Linked DNA regions of Homo sapiens: region 2 is linked to region 1. The links are chromatin loops, found by intact Hi-C in ENCODE. Cell type or tissue: Calu3. All regions are shown on one strand. Links, peaks and the distances in the headings refer to the core of each region. The heading gives the core; the rest is flanking DNA. Region 1 has its middle 130 kb from the start of HNMT. Region 2 overlaps THSD7B (thrombospondin type 1 domain containing 7B).

Region 1 (2,923 bases), core at 130-2,629:
ATTGAAGTAATGAGGAACCTCTGGGTCAAACGCCAGACAAGTTGTCTTGCAGCAAGGCAAGCTGGTCTGCTAGAGCCAGTGCCCTACAACCCTACAACCCTTTAGAATTGTTTCCTTCCTAGTATCCAGTGCTTTTCTGTAGATATGAGCCATCCATTCACAGAGGCTGTGGTGTGAACATTCATTCTCTAAAATAGGACACCTTTCCCAGGATCTCATGTATTTTATTTTAAAAGAATCTGCAATTTAAACCAAAGGAATAAATTTGCTAATCATGGAATTTCTAGCACACTGGAAAAATACATGGGGACAGGAATTTTCTTGATATAAACCTGTACTAGTTTCCTAGAGTTACCATTTCAAAAGGCCACAAATTTGGTAGCTTAGCATGATAAGAATTTATAATATTTACTTAGAGTTGTGGCATACAGGATTCTGAAATTAGGGTGTTGGCAGAACCACGCACCTCCCAGAAGCTCTAGAGGGGAATCCTTCCCTGCCTCTTCAGGCTTCTGGCGGCTCGGGTGTTCCTGGGTTTGTGATCACGCCACTGCAATCTCTGCCCCTGTCTTCATATGGCCGAATCCTCTCTGTCACACATCTCCCTGTGCCTTTCTAAGGACACTGGCCATTGGATTTAGAACTCACCTGGATAATACAGGATGAGCTCATCTCAGGATTCTTAACTTCATTACGTCTTCAAATACCTTTTGTTTTCTTTTCTAAATTAGGTCACATTCACGGGTTCTATGTGGACATATTTTGGGAGGGCTTCCATTAACTCACTATGAAATTCTCATGCATTCATAAACTAAAGGCAGATGTAGGAAGAGGGAAGTGGTGAGCACTGGAGTCCCTGCTGTGACCTCCTGCCTGTGCGAAGGCCATGACTGTTAGTCCAACATTGCAGACCTCTCGAAACTTGGCAATGCTCCTCATAGGAGAGGAACTTCACGTGTCAAGGAGAGATGGGGAGGGGAGCAACTGCATTTGAGAACATGAAGAGAAGGTTATTGTGACACTTTGCAGGGAAGCTTTAGCCACATTGAAGCAGAGTAAAGAATAAATCTTCTCTCTTTACTTTTCAAGACCCATAATTTCCTCACAACCATACCTGGAGATTAGTTTAGGACCTAAAATCTAAATTGTATTATTTTTCCCTACCCAAAGGAGACACAGAGCTATTAATAATCGACTGCTTATTAAATCTTAAGTATTTTAATAATATTACTCCGTTTTACTTCATTTTTCTTTCCCTTGTAAGAAAAATAACATTCACACCCATTATATAAATGTGAACACTGAGGCCTTGTGATGTTAAGCAACTTGCCAGGATCTCATAGATAGGAATTAGAGGAGCTGAGACACATAGAGTCCATGCTCTTTCTAGCCCGGGAGTCCATCTAGAACAGTCCTGGCCCTCTAAGTTGACTGCCTTAACATGACTGAATTTCCTCCTTTTCTCCTGAAACAGCGGTAAAACATCCTTTAACAGCAGCCAGAGAAGCTTGGGCTGAGGGAATAGATTTTCCTTTTGCTTACACTGTACTGCCATCTAGTGGCTACATAGTTAATTACAAATAATACCTTTTCTGGTGTCTTCATTCTTTTTTTGGGGGGGGTATTGGTAATTAATTGATATTTAAATATTGCTTCTAAACATTGTGATTCTATAAAAATCTACATCAACTTCATTCCTTTGCTTCCATATATGCACGCACCGCTTCTCCTGTACACCTCTCCTACATATGTGTACCCCACTTGGTCATATTTTGTGTAGCAGATAAGTGAGTTAGGCCTACCTTCAGTGCTCAGAATATGACTTGAAACATCCAGAAATTAAAATTGTATGCAAACACACCACATGCTCCCCATCCTCCCTCCTCATGGAACTGTGCTCCTTCGGCATGATCTAAATAAAGCTTGTCCAACCTGTGGCCCACAGGCCATATGCGGCTTAGGACAGCTCTCAATGTGGCCAAATTCATAAAGTTTCTTAAAACATTGTAAGTATTTTTGCAATTTTTTAAGCTCATTAGCTATCGTTAGTGTTAGTATATTTTATGTGTGGCCCAAGACAATTCTTCCAATGTAACCCAGGGAAGCCAAAAGATTGGATACCCCTGGTAAATTGACAGAAATGTTAGGATAGACTTGCTTTTGATCATGTTTTTAGATCTGCATACACAATTTTTGTCCCACCAAAGATGACGTATGCACTAAGCCATGGCAGAACTGCCTCTGGTACTGATTGCCCAGCGCACGTGCTGGAATGAGATCACCCATTGAGGGATGTGTGCTGAGTGCCTCTGTGTACAAGTTGAGCGGAAGGAGGTCTCACCGCCCCATTATAAAATATACATTCTGAAGCTGCAAGACACCAACCAGTGCTAGTATTAATCATCTAATGTGGCTGTTGTAACAAATTACCACAAATTTAGTGGCTTAAAACAACGCACTTTTATTATCTTACTGTTCTGGAGGTCAGAAATTTAAAATAGGTTTCACGGGCCGAAAACCAAGGTGTCGGCATGCTGGTGTCTTCTGGAGGCTCTAGGGGAGCGTCTGTTCCCTCACCTCTTCCGGCCTCTGGAGGTTGTCTGCATTCTTTGGCTTAGGGCCCCTTCTTCTATCTTCAAAACCAGCAACATGGCTCCAGTCCTACTCACATTGCTATCTTTCTGGTTTGCTCTCTTTTGTCTTTCTCTTCTCCACTGAAAAACCCTTGCTGGTTATATTGAGACCACTTACAGTAATCCAGGATAAAGTCCCATCTGCCTATTTTAAGGGTAGCTGATTAACAACCCTAATTCCATCTGTGACCTTAATTCCCCTTTGCCATGGAACATAAGATATTCACAGGTCCCAGGGATTGAGGCTTGGACATCTTTCGTGGTGTGGGTGGGGCATTATTCTGCATACT
Region 2 (2,923 bases), core at 246-2,745, 370 kb before region 1:
GCCCCAGTAGCTTTCAAAAAGAGAAGTGGTAACAATAAAATGGAATTCAAGGTAACGGTAAATATTTTGGAAGACTTTAACTCAGTGTACTTGTGCTATTATTCATTCGTTCTTTCATTTATTCATCACACACTTATTTTACTCTACTGCTCAATGAGTTTCCATTGAGCACTGGCATTCCAGTTTTGAGTGGGAGGTCATAAAGTGTGAAGTATTGATAATAATGCTCTGGATCAAGCTTGTCCAACCCATGGCCTGCCTGTGGCCCAGGACGGCTTTAAATGTGGCCCAACACAAATATGTAAACTTTCTTAAAACATTATGAGATGGTTTTTTTTTATGATTTTTTTTTCTTAGCTTATCAGCTATCATTAGTGTTACTGTGTTTTATGTGTGGCCCAAGACAATTCTTCTTCCAATGTGGCTCAGGGAAGCCAAAAGATTGGACACGCCTACTCTAGATGCTTTGGCATCTGAGCTGCTTTACCTTTTTCAAATATACATGAAACCAGTTTGCACGCAATCAGCAAAATTGCCCTTTCTCCTCTTTATTAGGATGATTTGCAACTAAAAGAAACCTTAAGCCAAAATGGGCTTGAAGAGTAAGGAAATGCATTACTTCATATAGCAAGAAGTCCAGAGGTTATGGAGACTCCAGGGCAGGTTGGCTCTGTGGCTCAGCAATGTCATAAAGACAGAGCTTCTTTTCATCTCTGTCTGTTTTGTCATCTTCAGTGTTGGCTTCATCCTCTGGTTGTTAGCAAAATGGCCCAGCAGTTTGCAGAGTAGCCTCCTGAAGCAGCAGTGACCAAAAGAATAAGAGAGTGTTGCTGTTCTGGGAATCTTAAGTACAATAAAATTCTCCCAATGCCTCCCCAGCTCCCCCAGAAGCCTTTCCCTCATGCCTCACTGACTGAAGCTGCATGTATGTCCATTCGTGAACTACTCATTGGAAGAAGTCCTGGGAAGAGCTTGATTTGCTCAGACAAGTGGTTTCCAACCTTTTATTTCTTAAACTTCTTGGCACATATAGAAATCTATAATATTTGTCTGACGAACTGGGATACATGTTCAGAACTGCTTAAGGCAGCAGTGAACGATCTGAGACCCTAGGCTCTGTGGGGTGGTGACAGCAATGTCTCAGTCACACCTGGAATACATTTGTTATATACTGGTGTGGGAGGGCAGGACTTCACAGACTTTAATATGTACGTGAATCATCTGACAGATGTTGTTTCAGTGCACATTGTGATTGAGTAGGTCTGGGGAAAGGAGATAGCCTGCAATTCTAACAGCTGCCAGATGAGGGCAAAGCTGCTGGTCTGCAGATTACACTTTGAGATGCTAGTGTGTATTAACTAGTGGGAAGGTTTTTTCGTAGGCTGATCACCTAGGGTGGAATGCTTGTTGAGGAGTAAATAAGAATGTCCCCTATATACACTTAATGTTACTCTCTTTTTGATACCTAATTTGACAAAAGTATAATTAATTTTAAATAAAATGTTGAGATGGGAAAATTAAGTAATGTTTTAAGTCACATATCAGAAAGTCTCATCTGCAATGGAAAAATTGGCCTAATACTTTCTCTATGAGGATGCAAGTTGCATTGACCAGGGCTCTTCCTTGACACTTACATTTTTGGCAAAGGGATGATTCTATCTTGCAAGCTATTTTCTGTAAACAACCTTCATGCCTCACTCAAATGATAAATAAGGAAACCCCAAATCAGATAAGCAATACATGCATACAACACATGTTTCTCCTTCTGTTTTCTCTGACCTCTGTAACTATGTAAGCCTCTTTGGGTTATTTATGAATGATTTAAAGGCATAGTAAAATTATGCACATATTAATGAGTGCTCATAAGAATGCTAATGAAGAAAACTAAGCCTAATATTTTCTATAGATTTCTCCAGAATGTTTTGATCCAAGTTAAACCTTCTGTAGACTATTGAAGTTGAAACACCTTTTAGTAATGCTTGTAACAATAGCAGCTGGCAGGGAGAAGTAGAGCTGCATATTATTTTGCAGGAAAGTGAAATAAGAGCCTGTATTTATGAAAAGAAATCCCAGTGAAAATTGTCATTTAAGGAGATTTATATATTTAGATTTAGATATACAGTTGCTATAAAAAGTTTAAAAAGCCCCAGAGGGATGATACATTCAGAAGAGGTGAGGGTAGAATCTTAGCAAGTGCAAGGCAATGAGACATCAAACACTTAAAGCTTGGTTTAGTATGTACATACCCATCTAGTTATTTGCTATTGTTCTACTGTTTTGCATGTGTCTCTCCTGGTTTGTCCTCTAAACTTGAAGATGCTAGAAGGCATGTGTCTTATCTTCTATCGCCATTATGAGTCTCCAAGGGCTGAGCACTTGGAACCACATGAGGGAAAGTCTGTGTGCCTCCAAACAAAAAAGAAAAGAAAAAATAAAAGCTTCAGAGGCAAATAGATTTGTGTGTGTGGAGGGGTGGGGGGTGGGGGTGGGGGCGGTGGGTAGAACTTTTGACATAGTGAAAATATTACATTATTTTCTCTGAGTAAATTGAGTCACTGGAAAATAGTTAGCATGTATATTTAGATACTTTATTTTCAGATTCCGTTTTTGGCCTTATATGAACTTCCCTATGGATTCTTTATGGTGTTTACATTACCCTCTACATCAGTCAGAGCTAGAAACCAGACAGGAAGCATCAAGCCCTGTGAAAGAGAGTAAAAGGGGAAAAGTTTGATTCAGTCCTTTTAATGTATCGGTGTGGTCAAAAGAGATTGGACCTTTTTATTGACTACTGAATTGCTAATTCTGTGTATTTGTCAACTTTTAAAATGTTGGTTTTTATGTAGTTGATTAGGCCATGTCTATATGAAACTGAAACAAATGGCAAGTTCAATAAAGTCCAGGGAAAATAATTTATGAAAAT

Evidence for each region. Hi-C counts contacts between places; a loop is a spot of excess contacts. Peaks named below come from ENCODE experiments on the same cell type or tissue, not always from the same donor. Only the 100,000 strongest peaks of a DNase experiment are listed, where the experiment ranks them.
Region 2: a loop joins it to region 1, with 13 times the contacts of the local background. A loop is called at or near these places in 48 of 110 quality-filtered maps.

Annotation. Positions count from the first base shown.
Region 1 is chr2:137,837,122-137,840,044 of GRCh38, forward strand. No RefSeq gene overlaps it. Among named protein-coding and RNA genes, the nearest start is that of HNMT, 130 kb to the right of the region's middle. In Calu3, for the core only: no CTCF peak of the experiment used is centred there; no DNase peak of the experiment used is centred there.
Region 2 is chr2:137,466,156-137,469,078 of GRCh38, forward strand. All of the region lies in intron 15 of THSD7B (thrombospondin type 1 domain containing 7B), which reads left to right. Among named protein-coding and RNA genes, the nearest start is that of HNMT, 500 kb to the right of the region's middle. In Calu3, for the core only: no CTCF peak of the experiment used is centred there; a DNase peak (open chromatin) is centred at 1,306.